Regions from separate parts of the Homo sapiens genome. Here region 2 is linked to region 1. A link is a contact called in ENCODE Hi-C or POLR2A ChIA-PET data. All regions are on one chromosome and are shown on one strand. Each heading gives the region's core, a stretch centred on a gene start or an enhancer-like site at or near the end of the contact. The rest is flanking DNA. Distances are from core to core; before and after follow the strand shown.

Evidence for each region. A loop is a pair of places that touch in the nucleus more often than their neighbours do. ChIA-PET counts read pairs that join two places held with the same protein, here RNA polymerase II (POLR2A).
Region 2: a loop to region 1 is called in a map of HepG2, with 37 times the contacts of the local background. The contact joins two enhancer-like sites. A Hi-C loop is called at or near these places in 1 of 168 maps with a recorded cell type or tissue (HepG2). POLR2A ChIA-PET finds 5 or more read pairs at or near these places in 1 of 52 experiments (naive thymus-derived CD4-positive, alpha-beta T cell).

Annotation. Positions count from the first base shown.
Region 1 is chr17:42,731,459-42,737,700 of GRCh38, forward strand. All of the region lies in intron 1 of EZH1 (enhancer of zeste 1 polycomb repressive complex 2 subunit), which reads right to left. Among named protein-coding and RNA genes, the nearest start is that of EZH1, 10 kb to the right of the region's middle. Within about 2 kb of position 2,821, at least 3 of the 41 ENCODE cell types and tissues checked have a DNase peak (open chromatin) inside an H3K27ac peak, as active enhancers do.
Region 2 is chr17:43,449,781-43,456,673 of GRCh38, forward strand. MIR2117HG (MIR2117 host gene) reads left to right here. Exons shown (of 2, transcript NR_146952.1): 2 at 1,117-1,417. Among named protein-coding and RNA genes, the nearest start is that of MIR2117, 8.4 kb to the left of the region's middle. RefSeq lists enhancers at 2,707-3,481, 4,063-4,562. Within about 2 kb of position 3,696, at least 6 of the 41 ENCODE cell types and tissues checked have a DNase peak (open chromatin) inside an H3K27ac peak, as active enhancers do.

The DNA of each region.
Region 1 (6,242 bases), core at 1,571-4,070:
GCCTGCCAATTATTTTAGAGAAAGTACAAACACTAAATACATGTAAAAATTCAATAAAATCCACAAGATGATGCTTTTACTCTATAATAACTACTTGGGTTTCTTAGATAACTAGCTCTATTTATTCCACCTAACATTAAAAATGTTTAAAAACATTACAAGGAGCTAGCCAGGTGCAGTGGCTCACGCCTGTGATACCAGCACTTTGGGAGGCTGAGGTCAGGAATTCAAGACCAGCCTGGTCAACATGGTGAAACCCCGTTTCCACTAAAAAATACAAAAAAAAAAAAAATTAGCCAGGTGTGGTGGCAGGCACCTGTAATCCCAGCTACTCGGGAGGCTGAGGCAGGAGAATCATGTGAACCCGGGAGGCAGAGGTTGCAGTGAGCTGAGATCACGCCATTGTACTGCGGCCTGGGCAACAAGAGTGAGACTCTGCCTCAAAACAAAACAAAACAAAACAAAACATTACAAGGAGCTATGAAGAGCCAAAATTTGAAACAGAAACTAAAGTTTCACACCCTATTTTTTAAAATTTCCTACACATTTATTTTTTTCGCTGAGGTGAGAGGATCACTTAAGCCCAGGAGATTGAGGCCACAGTGAGCCATGATTGTACCACTGCATCCAGCCTGAGAAACTGAGCAAGCCCCTGTCTCAAAAACAAAAACAAAACAAAACCAAAAAAAAAAAAGGAAAAGAAAAGAAAAATAAATGATCAGGCAATGTGCAGTGGCTCATGCCTGTAATTCCAACACTTTGGGAAGTCAAGGCAGGAGGGTTGCTAAGAGGCCAGGAGTTTGAGATTAGCTTGGCCAACACAGTCAGATCCTATCTCTATTTTTCAAAATTTTCTTTTGCTGTTGTTTTTGTTATTTTTTAAAGGAAAAGAGGCTGGGTGCAGTGGCTTACATCTGTAATCCCAGCACTTTGGGAGGCCAAGCTGAGAGGATAGCCTGAGCTCAGGAGTTTGATACAAGCCTGGGTAACATGGTAAGACCTCATCTCTATTAAAAATCAAAAACATCGGCCGGGCGCGGTGGCTCACGCCTGTAATCCCAGCACTTTGGGAGGCCGAGGCGGGCAGATGATGAGGTCAGGAGATCGAGACTATCCTGGCTAAAACAGTGAAACCCCGTCTCTACTAAAAATACAAAAAATTAGCCTGGCGAGGTGGCGGGCGCCTGTAGTCCCAGCTACTTGGGAGGCTGAGCCAGGAGAATGGCGTGAACCCCAGGGGGCGGAGCCTGCAGTGAGCCGAGATCGTGCCACTGCACTCCAGCCTGGGCGATAGCGAGACTCTGTCTCAAAACCAAACAAAACAAAACAAAATCAAAAACATCATCCGGGCATGGTGGTGCATGCCTGTAGTTCCAACTACTCAAGAAGCTGAGGTAGGAGGATCACTTGAGCCTAGGAGATCAAGGCTAGAGTGAGCTACTGAGATTGCACCACTGCGCTCCAGCCTGGGCAACAGAGTGAGACTCTGTCACGTGCAATGGCTCATGCCTATAATTTCAACACTTTGGGACTCTGAGACCAGCCTGGGCAACAAAGTGAGACACCATCTCTACAAAAAAAAAAAAAAAAAAGAAAAAGCCAGGTGCGCTGGCTCACGGTTGTAATCCCAGCACTCTGAAAGGCCGAGGCGGGCAGATCACCTGAGGGTGGGAGTTTGAGACCAGCCTGACCAACATGGAGAAACCCCGTCTCTACTAAAAATACAAAATTAGCCGGGCGTGGTGGCGCATGCCTATAATCCCAGCTACTCTGGAGGCTGAGGCAGGAGAATTGCTTGAACCTGGGAGGCAGAAGTTGCGACGAGCCGAGATTGCGCCATTGCACTCCAGCCTGGGCAACAAGAGCAAAACTCTGTCTCAAAAAAAAAAAAAAAAAGGTCTGGGCGCGGTGGCTCACGCCTGTAATCCCAGCCAGCACTTTGGGTGGCCGAGGTGGGCGGATCACGAGGTCAGGAGATCGAGACCATCCTGGCTAACATGGTGAAACCCCGTCTCTTCTAAAAATACAAAAAATTAGCCTGGCATGGTGGCAGGCGCCTGTGGTCTCAGCTACTCGGGAGGCTGAGGCAGGAGACAGCCGTGAACCCGGGAGGTGGAGCTTGCGGTGAGCCGAGATCGCACCACTGCACTCCAGCCTGGGCGACAGAGCGAGACTCCATCTCAAAAAAAAAAAAAAAAAAAGGCCGGGCAGGGTGGCTGACGTCTGTAATCTCAGCACTTTGGAAGGCTGAGGCAGGCAGATCACGCGGTCAAGAGATTGAGACCAGCCTGGCCAGCATAGTGAAACCTTGTCTCTACTAAAAATACAAAAAATTAGCTAGGCATGGTGGCGGGTGCCTGTATTCCCAGTTACTTGGGAGGCTGAGGCAGAAGAATCGATTGAACACAGGAGGTGGAGGTTGCAGTGAGCCGAGACAGCATCACTGCATTGCTGCCTGGTGACAGAGCGAGACTCCATCTCAAAAAAAAAAAAAAAAAAAAAATCATCAGCACGGACAAGAAAACAACAAAATTTAACCCATTACCACACATATACCACAATAAGCTCATGATTATATCTCATGCACATGGATTTTTTTTTTTTTTTGAGACGGAGTCTCGCTCTGTCACCCAAGCTGGAGTGTAGTGGCACGATCTTGGCTCACTGCAGCCTCCACCTCCCAAGTTCAAGCGATCCTTGTGCCTCAGCCTCCTGAGTTGCTGACATTACACCACCATGCCCGGCCAATTTTTGTATTTTTAGTAGAGACAAGGTTTCACCATGTTGACCAGCCTGGTCTGAAACTCCTGGCCTCAAGTGATCTGCCTGCCTCAGCCTGCCAAAGTGCTGGGATTACAGGCATGAGCCACCGCGCCTGGCCAAAATAATGGTTTTAAATTGCAATCCCTCTTCCGTTCCTTTTTGGCATTCATTTTCCTTTTTTCCTATTTTCCTTTTTGAAATAGTAAGCTTAGGTTTCTCCACGTATTTGAAAATGAAGATTACCAGCTGGGACAACATGCCAAAACCCAGTCTCTACAAAAAAATTACAAAAATTACCCGGGCATGGTAGCCTGTGCCTGCAGTCAGTCCCAGCTACTCAGGAGGCTGAGTTGGGAGAATCACCTAAGCATGGGGAGGTAGAGGCTGCAGTGAGCCATGATTGTGCCTCTGTACTCCAGCCTGGGTGACAGAGTGAGGCCTTGTCAAAAAAAAAAAAAAAAGTAAAGAAAGAAAGAAAGAAGGAAGGAAGGGCTGGGCGCAGTGGCTCACACCTGTAATCCCAGTACTTTGGGAGGCCAAGGTGGGCGGATCACCTGAGGTCAGGAGTTCGAAACCAGCCTGGCCAACATAGTGAAACACATCTCTACTAAAAACACAAAAATTAGCCGGGTGTGGTGGTGGGTGCCTGTAATCCCAGCTACTTCGGAGGCTGAGGCAGGAGAATCGCTTGAACCTGGGAGGCAGAGGTTGCAGTGAGCTGAGATCGCGCCACTGCACTCCAGCCTGGGTGACAGAGTGAGACTCGGTCTCAAAAAAAGAAGAGGAAAGAAAAGAAAAGAAAGGAAGAAAGGAAGGAGGGCGGGAGGGAGGGAAGGAAACAGAAAGGCAGGGAGGGAAAGAAAAGAAAAAAGAAGTATTAAGTAATGGAATAGAACATAATCTACAGATGCTGTCGTGTCTGGCTGGCTGTGGTGGCTCATGCCTGTCATCCCAACACTTTGGGAGGCTGAGGCGGGTGGATCACTTGAGGCCAGGAGCTCGAGACCAGCCTGGCCAACATGGTGAAACCCTGACTCTACTAAAAATACAAAATTTAGCAGGCCATGTTGGCACACACCTGAAACTCAGCCATAAGATGAGTTTTCACCACAGCTGGACCCTAACCAACAATTATCATATCAAAGTTAAAAAAAAAAAAGGGAACAAATAAAAAACTTAGCATTCACTAGAACAGGCAGATTTGGAGAGATGGATTCATTGGTGTTGGGCAAAGGGAGTGGCACACAAAAAAATACTTTATATTTCTACCAGATCTATTATTTAGTTACTTACACATGCAAAACAGCACTTATATTCCAGTTAGGTACTTAGCTAGTACTTAACAGCCTTTCATTATGTTCATCTACACATTGAAGATAAACTCCAAAACATATGCTGTTTTGATCAAGAAATTAAAAAATATTTATATAAGCAAGTCCTATAGCTCAATAATAAGACAAATCACCAATAAAAAGTGAGCAGAAGGCTGGATGTGGTGGCTCATGCCTGTAATCCCAGCACTTTGGGAGGTCAAGGCGGGTGGATCACAAGGTCAGGAGTTCGAGACCAGCCTGACCAACATTGTGAAACCCCATCTCTACTAAAAATACAAAATTAGCCAGGCGTGGTGGCGTCTGCCTGCAATCTCAGCTACTCAGGAAGCTGAGGCAGGAGAATTGCTTAAACCCAGGAGGCAGAGGTTGCAGTGGGCCAAAATCGTGCCACTGCACTCCAACCTGGGAGACAGCGAGACTCCGTCTCAAAAAAAAAAAGAGCAGAAATTTGAACAGCTATGTCACCAGAAAAGATACAGGAATGGCAAATGAGCACACAAAAGGTTGCTCCATATCATTAGTCATTAGGGAAATGCAGATGAAAAATACAATGAGATACTATTAAACACCACTACCATGGCTAAAATGAAAAAAGACTGATAATACAACTTGTTGGTGAGGACGTGAAGCAACTGGAATCCTCATACACTGCTGGTAGGAATGCAAAGTGATATAGCCACTGTGGAAGGCAGTTTGCCAGTTTTTCAAAAATAAAGCTGAATATATACTTACCACAGAACCTGGCATACAATTTCTAATTATTTATCCAAGAGAATTGAAAACCTATGTCTCCACAAAGATCTGTACCCAAATGTTCATATTTATTTATAATAGCCAAAAGTGAAAACAACACACATATCAATGGATTGGCTAATGGATACAAAATGTAGTGTGTATAGATATATACACACACAATGGAATACTATTCAGCAACAAAAAGCCATGAATAGTTTCTATACATTCACACCACATCTCAAGACCATTAAAAGACTATGCTGGTTGAGTGCAGTGGCTCACGCCTGTAATCCCAGCACTTTGGGAGGCTGAGGCAGGCAGATCACTTGAGATCAGGAGTTCGAGACCAGCCTGGCCAACATGGTGAAACCTCATCTCTACAAAAATACAAAAATTAGCTGGGCATGGTGGTGTGCACTTGTAGTCTCAGCTGCTTGGAGGCTGAGGCAGGAGAATCGCTTGAACCTAGCAGGGCAGAGATTGCAGGGAGGTAGAGATTGCAGTGATCTGAGAATGCGCCACTGCACTCCAGCCTGGGGAACAGAGCGAGACTCTGCCTCATTAATAATAATAGTAATAATAAAATGAAACCACCATACTAAGTGAAAAAAATAAGACGCAAATAACTGCATATGATTCCACTTAAGATGTTCTGCTGGCCAGTTGCAGAACAGGAACTCCCTGTACTAGCTTTACAATTTTTTTTTTTTTTTGAGACAGAGTCTCGCTCTGTCGCCCAGGCTGGAGTGTAATGATGCAATCTCGGCTCACTGCAACCTCCACCTTCTGGGCTCAAGCGATTCTCCTGCCTCAGCCTCTTAAGTAGCTGGGATTACAGGCACATGCCACCGCGCCGAGCTAATTTTTGTATTTTTAGTAGAGACAGAGTTTCACCATGTTGCCTAGGCTCGTCTTGAACTCCTGACCTCAGGTGATCCACCCGCCTTGGCCTCCCAAAGTGCTGGGATTACAGGCGTGAGCCACCGCGCCCAGCCTACAATTTTTAAAATAAATCTAAAACTATTCTAGGGCAGGCGTGATGGCTCATGCCTGAAATTCCAACACTTTTGGAGGCTGAGGCAGGTGGATCTCTTGGGCCCAGTTGTTCGAGACCAGCCTGGACAACATGGTGAGATCCCATCTCTACAAAAGAAATACAAAAATTAGTTGGGCATGGTGGCGTGTGCTTCTAGTCCCAGCTACCAGGGAGGCTGAGGTGAGAAGACAGATGGAGCCTGCACGATCAAGGCTGCAGGAGCAAGCTGTGACTGCGCCATTGCACTCCAGCCTGGGTGACAGAGTGAGACCCTGTTTCAAACAAACCAAAAACAAACAAACTATTCTTTCTTTTTTTTCTTTCTTAAAAAACAAACTATTCTAAAAAATAGAGTTTATTTTTTAAAAAGATTA
Region 2 (6,893 bases), core at 2,446-4,945, 720 kb after region 1:
TTCGAGCTTGTTCCGTTAATAATTTACTGGCGGAGAAATGGGAGTTAAATGAGCCAGGAGGCATATTTTGCATGAACTTTGAGGGTACCTCTGACAGCAGTTCATGTAATTTGTCCGGGAAGATACTAAAGCTGTCTGAAATCTAATGTCCTGCCTGCCACACTGACCCTTTGGATCCATTTTATTAACACAGTTGGCTTTGATTTATGTTTATTTTATTGCTTTGGTTTCTCTTCTGAACTCATAACCAGAGTGGTGGTGCATGTGGAAAATGGCTCTGTGAAGAATTAGGTTCCCAGGTGTGCTTGTGGAAGGAAACCTAGCAGCAGCTGTGGGTTTTTCTCGGCTTTGCAGGACTGGGATGTCTTGTGGCAAAACTGCCCCTTTCTGAGTGACTGGCCACTGTGTGTGTGCAAGGCCAGCACCATTGATGTGTGACCTGTGCAGTTAAGCAGGGCCCCATGTTTAGAAGGACCCCCTGCTTGATTTAATGCTCTGCTGTCACCATTTAAACGTCTTAATAATTTAGAAACAAGGAGTCATCCTTTTTTTTTTTTGAGGCAGAGTTTTGCTCTTGTCGCCCAGGCTGGAGCGCAATGGCGCGATCTCAGCTCACTGCAACCTCTGCCTCCTGGGTTCAAGCGATTCTCCAGCCTCAGCTTCCCAAGTAGCTGGGATTACAGGCACCTGCCACCACGCCTGGCTAATTTTTGTATTTTTAGTAGAGACGGGGTTTCACCATGTTGGCTGGGCTGGTCTCAAACTCCTGACCTCAAGTGATCCACCCACCTCGGCCTCTCAAAGTGCTGGGATTACAGGCATGAGCCACCATGCCTGGCTGGATTCATACATTTTATACTGGCCCCTGAAAATTCTGTAACCAGCCCTGAGTGTGTGCCATGGTCCACATTCCCAATTCTTTATGTTGAACCTAGGTGATTCGCCAAGTTTATTCTGTTCTTTCTGGGGCCATCCCAAAATCCTTAAGGAGGCTATGGCAACTCTGTCCCAGTGTCTTACAGGCCCACCAGCCAAGATATCTGAAAACACATACAGATAAAAAGTTTGCTTAAAAAAAATCAGTTACGGCCTCTTCCCGGCCACCATCCCATCTAGGAAGTGAGGAGCGTCTCTGCCCGGCCACCCATCGTCTGAGATGTGGGGAGCGCCTCTGCCCCGCCGCCCCGTCTGGGATGTGAGGAGCGCTTCGGCCCGGCCGCGACCCCGTCTGGGAGGTGAGGAGCGTCTCTGCCCGGCCGCCCCGTCTGAGAAGTGAGGAGACCCTCCACCTGGCAACTGCCCCATCTGAGAACGGCATTCCAGATTTTTCTGCAGTCCAGAATAGAGCACCACCACCATAGCATTTCAAGCTCATTCTAAGTTCATCTTATCAATGACAAGAGGAGACACGTTGTTCATTCATGTATGAGGTAGTACTTTCCAATTGAAGACATTGCTTTGAAAGAGACTGCCAAATTGGTTTCATTGAGAAGGAATGAAAGAAGCTAAAAGGCTTTCACCTGAGATTTGACAATAGCCAGAAAACCTCTGTTAATAATGAATGTTTCCCTATCTGCAAAGTGAAGATATGTTTCAATGCTTCAACGCATAGGAAGTCTGTAGAACAGTGCAAAGAATATACAGGCATACCTTGAAGATATTACAGTTTTGGTTCCAGACCATCATAAAAAGGTGGATATTGCAATAAGGCTGGAGTGCAGTGGCGTGATCTCGGCTCGCACAACCTCCACCTCCCAGCCGCCTGCCTTGGCCCCCCAAAGTGCCGAGATTGCAGCCTCTGCCCGGCCGCCACCCCGTCTGGGAAGTGAGGAGCGTCTCTGCCTAGCCGCCCATCGTCTGGGATGTGAGGAGCCCCTCTGCCTGGCTGCCCAGTCTGGAAAATGAGGAGCGTCTCTGCCCGGCCGCCATCCCATATAGGAAGTGAGGAGGGCCTCTTCCCGACAGCCATCCCATCTAGGAAGTGAGGAGCGTCTCTGCCCGGCCGCCCATCGTCTGAGATGTGGGTAGCACCTCTGCCCCGCCACCCCGTCCGGGATGTGAGGAGCGCCTCTACCCGGCCGCGACCCTGTCTGGGAGGTGAGGAGCGTCTCTGCCCGGCCGCCCCGTCTGAGAAGTGAGGAGACCCTCCGCCTGACAACCGCCCCGTCTGAGAAGTGAGGAGCCCCTCCACCCGGCAGCCTCCCCGTCAGAGAAGTGAGGAGCCCCTCCGCCCGGCAGCCACCCCGTCTGGGAAGTGAGGAGCGTCTCCGCCCGGCAGCCACCCCGTCCGGGAGGGAGGTGGGGGGGTCAGCCAGCCGCCCCGTCCAGGAGGGAGGTGGGCGGGTCAGCCCCCTGCCCGGCCGGCCGACCCGTCCAGGAGGGAAGTGGGGGGGTCAGCCCCCCGCCCGGCCAGCCGCCCCGTCCGGGAGGTGAGGGGCGCCTCTGCCCGGCCGCCCCTACTGGGAAGTGAGGAGCTCCTCTGCCCGGCCAGCCGCCCCGTCCGGGAGGGAGGTGGGGGGGTCAGCCCCCCGCCCGGCCAGCCGCCCCGTCCGGGAGGGAGGTGGGGGGGTCAGCCCCCCGCCTGGCCAGCCTCCCCGTCCGGGAGGTGAGGGGCGCCTCTGCCTGGCCGCCCCTACTGGGAAGTGAGGAGCCCCTCTGCCCGGCCAGCCCCCCCGTCCGGGAGGGAGGTGGGGGGGTCAGCTCCCCGCCCGGCCAGCCGCCCCGTCCGGGAGGGAGGTGGGGGGGTCAGCCCCCCGCCCGGCCAGCCGCCCCGTCCGGGAGGGAGGTGGGGGGGTCAGCCCCCCGCCTGGCCAGCCTCCCCATCCGGGAGGTGAGGGGCGCCTCTGCCTGGCCGCCCCTACTGGGAAGTGAGGAGCCCCTCTGCCCGGCCGCCACCCCGTCTGGGAGGTGTGCCCAGCAGCTCATTGAGAACGGGCCATGATGACAATGGCGGTTTTGTGGAACGGAAAGTGGGGAAAGGTGGGGAAAAGACTGAGAGGTTGGATGGTTGCCGTGTCTGTGTAGAAAGAGGTAGACATGGGAGACTTCTCATTTTGTTCTGTACTAAGAAAAATTATTCTGCCTTGGGATCCTGTTGATCTGTGACCTTACCCCCAACCCTGTGCTCTCTGAAACATGTGCTGTGTCCACTCAGGGTTAAATGGATTAAGGGCGGTGCAAGATGTGCTTTGTTAAACAGATGCTTGAAGGCAGCATGCTCGTTAAAAGTCATCACCACTCCCTAATCTCAAGTACCCCGGGACACAAACACTGCGGAAGGCCGCAGGGTCCTCTGCCTAGGAAAACCAGAGACCTTTGTTCACTTGTTTATCTGCTGACCTTCCCTCCACTATTGTCCTATGACCCTGCCAAATCCCCCTCTGCGAGAAACACCCAAGAATGATCAATAAAAAAAAATAAAAAAGAAAAAAAAAAAAAAAAGAAACTATCCAATCCTCAGCCTGCTCGGCTGCTTACTCTGTTTCACCCATGCCTTCTGTGAAAACAACAGTAAAGGTTTTGCCCAGGGAAAAAAAAAAAAAATCAGTTACTGCTCGGTTCAGTGGCTCACGCCTATAATCCCAGCACTTTGGGAGGCCAAGGAGGGTATAAAGAACGTGGCTGTGTGTTGGTCAAGGATAGGCCGAGGTAGGATGTTTACATCCTGCATAACTCGCAGGTGTATAACTCTACATATTATCACAGCCATATAGCCATAACATGGGAAAGCCCTCCCTTGGCCCTACGCCACTATGGTCTGTAAAGGTATAATTGCCCTGCTGACACTGTACAGGTGCTCACACCCAGAGAAAGAGAGAGAGTCAAAGCTGTCCATCTTGAGATGGACAGGAGGGAGCCAGGACACAGCTCAGCTCGCTCGTGCCCAGAGAGAGAAAGAGTTAAGCCGCTAACCCTGAAGGCAAGGGAGAGCCAGCTGTGTGCAGCTGCGTGTGAGAGCCGTTGTACTAAGCAGCTGAGACAGGGAGGATAGTGTGAGAAAGTTGTTAATGAAAGTTGCTGCTGAATAAAATAATCTTTCACCTGCCTACGGCCTCCTGAGTATTCTTTCTGCTCATCCACCCACTTCCCTCAGACCTCAGCATGACAATTGGCGTAGTCATAGACCTAACAGCGGGCAGATCACTTGAACTCAGGAGTTCGAGACCAGCCTGTCCAAGATGGTGAAACCCCATCTCTATCAAAAAGATACAAAAATTAGCCAGGCATGGTGGTGTGCGCCTGTAGTCCCAGCTACTCAGGAGGCTGAGGTGAGAGGATCACTTGAACCCGGGAGGCAAAAGTTGCAGTGAGCTGAGATTGTACTACTGCACTCCAGCCTGGGCAAGAGAGTCCCTGTCTCAAAAAAACAAAAAAAACAAAAAAAACAAAAAAAAAAAGAAAAGAAAAAAAATCAGTTAAGTATAGATATATTTCAAAATTCAAAAAGTACAGAAGGCCAGCCTGGGCAACATGGAAAACCCCCTACTCTACAAAAAATACAAAAATTAGCTGGGCATGGGGGTGCGCACCTGTAGTCCCTACTTGGGAAGCTGAGGTGGGAGGATCACCTGAGCCCAGAGGTTGAGGCTGCAGTGAGCCGAGATTGCGCCATTGCACTCCAGCCTGGGTGTAGGTTAATACTTCCCTATTATTCCCTAGTTTTCTTTTTCTTTATTTTTATTTTTATTTATTTATTTATTTATTTATTTATTTATTTATTTATTTATTTATTTTTGAGACGGAGTTTCGCTCTTGTTGCCCAGGCTGGGGTGCAATAGTGCAATCTCGGCTCACTGCAGCCTCTGCCTCCTGGGTTCAAGTGATTCTCCTGCCTCAGCCTCCCGAGTAGCTGGGATTACAGGCATACGCCACCACGCCCAGCTAATTTTGTATTTTTAGTAGAGACAGGGTTTCTCCATGTTTGTCAGGCTGATCTCAAACTCCTGACCTCAGGTGATCTGCCTGCCTCGGGCTCCCAAAGTGCTGGGATTACAGGTGTGAACCACCGCACCCGGCCTATTCCCTAGTTTTCTTGTTCCCTTTCTGCAGAAGCAAGCACTGCTACCCATCTCTGAGCATCTTGCAGAAAGTCTATGCTTTGATGAAATATATGTACATATCTCCATATTTATTGTTCTTTACCAGATGGTGGGATAAGTTGTACACTATTTTGAACCTTCCTCTTTTCACCTAACTATGCATTTTGGAAAGAATTCCAAGTCATCATATAAATCTATCTCATTATTTCTTTGGTAACAATTTCCTGTTGTTTGGATTTACCATAATTCACTTCACAGGTCCCCTATTGATGGACACTTAGGTTATTGCCTAACCTTTCCTTCTATAAACAATGCTCTTAGAATAGGCTTGCCAGATTGAGCAAATTAAAATACAAGCTGCCCAGTGTTGAATTTGAGATTCGATTTTTTTATTTGAAATTTCAATTTTGAATTTGAAATGCAGATAACAAGGAACACAGTAGAACCCCCTTATCCATAGTTTCACTTTCTGGGATTTCAGTTACACATGGTCAGCTGCAGTCTGAAAACATTAAATGGAAAATTCCAGAAATAAACAACTCATAATTTTTAAATTACATGCTGTTCTGACTAGTGTGATGAAATCTCACACCTTCCCACTGTGGCCTGCCTGGGACTTAAGTCACCCCTTTGTCCAATGTATCCATGCTGTATATGCTCTTTGCCTGTTTGTCACTTTTTGTAGCTGTCTAGGTTATCAGATTGACTATTTCAGTATTGCAGTGCTTGTGTTCAAATAACCCTTATTTTACTTAATAATGACCCCAAAGTGCAAGAGTAGTGATGCTGGCTTATTGTCATAATTGTTCTATTTTATTATTGTTGTTGCTAATCTCTCTTACTGTACCTAATTTAGAAATTAAACTTTATCATAGGTGTATGTGTGGGGAAAAAAACATAGTATATAGAGGGTTTGCTACTATCTGCAGTTTCAGGCATTTACTTGGGGTCTTGGAAAGCATCCCCCCACGATAACAGGGGACTACTGTAATTCCTTAGTATAAACACGTTTCATACTTATGACCCAAAAGGGTAGGATATTTGAGGAATAGTAATACTAAACAAAATGTTGCTGTTTATCTGAAATCCAAATTTAATAGAGAGACCTGTATTTTATCTGACAACCCTATCCTAGAACAAAGCCTGGTACATAGTAGGGGCTCAGTAAAAATTTATTGAGGCAGAGTGCTGTGGCTCAAAACCTTTGGGCACTTTGGGAGGCTGAAGTGGGGGAACTGCTTGAGCCTAGGAGTTCGAGACCAGCCTGGGCAACAAAGCGAGGCTCATCTCTATACAAAATTAAAAAAAAAAAAAATTAGCCGGATATGCTGGCATATGCCTGTAGTCCCAGCTACTTTGGAGGCTGAGGTGGGAGGATCGCTTGAACTCAGGAGTTTGAGGCTGCAGTGAACTATGATTGTGCAACTGCACTCCAGCTTGGGCAACAGAGACCCTGTCTCTAGAAAAAAAGAAAAAAATGAATGAATGAATAAATGATCCCTCTCCTGAATGAAAGCCCGTGAGGGCAGCTACTTTGTTATGTCCTCTGCGCTTTCTTCAATGTTTCTTAGGCATTTGTTCAATACCTGGACAAATGCTGTAGTGAATGTCTTCATGAACGCTTCATTTGGCCCACGAGAGAATATGTTTGTAGAATAAATTCATTTGTTTGAATGCCTGATGGATTCTGCCTAATTGCCCCTCCACAGGCCTCCAACACTTCTTAGCCAAGTTGTCCAATTGTATTCCTGCTGTCACCTAAAGTCATTTAACCTTTGGGGAACTTCCTCCCTGAGGCTGCCCTAAATGGGGTTAGGAAAGGAGCTGAAAGTGCCAACCCCATTATACCACCCC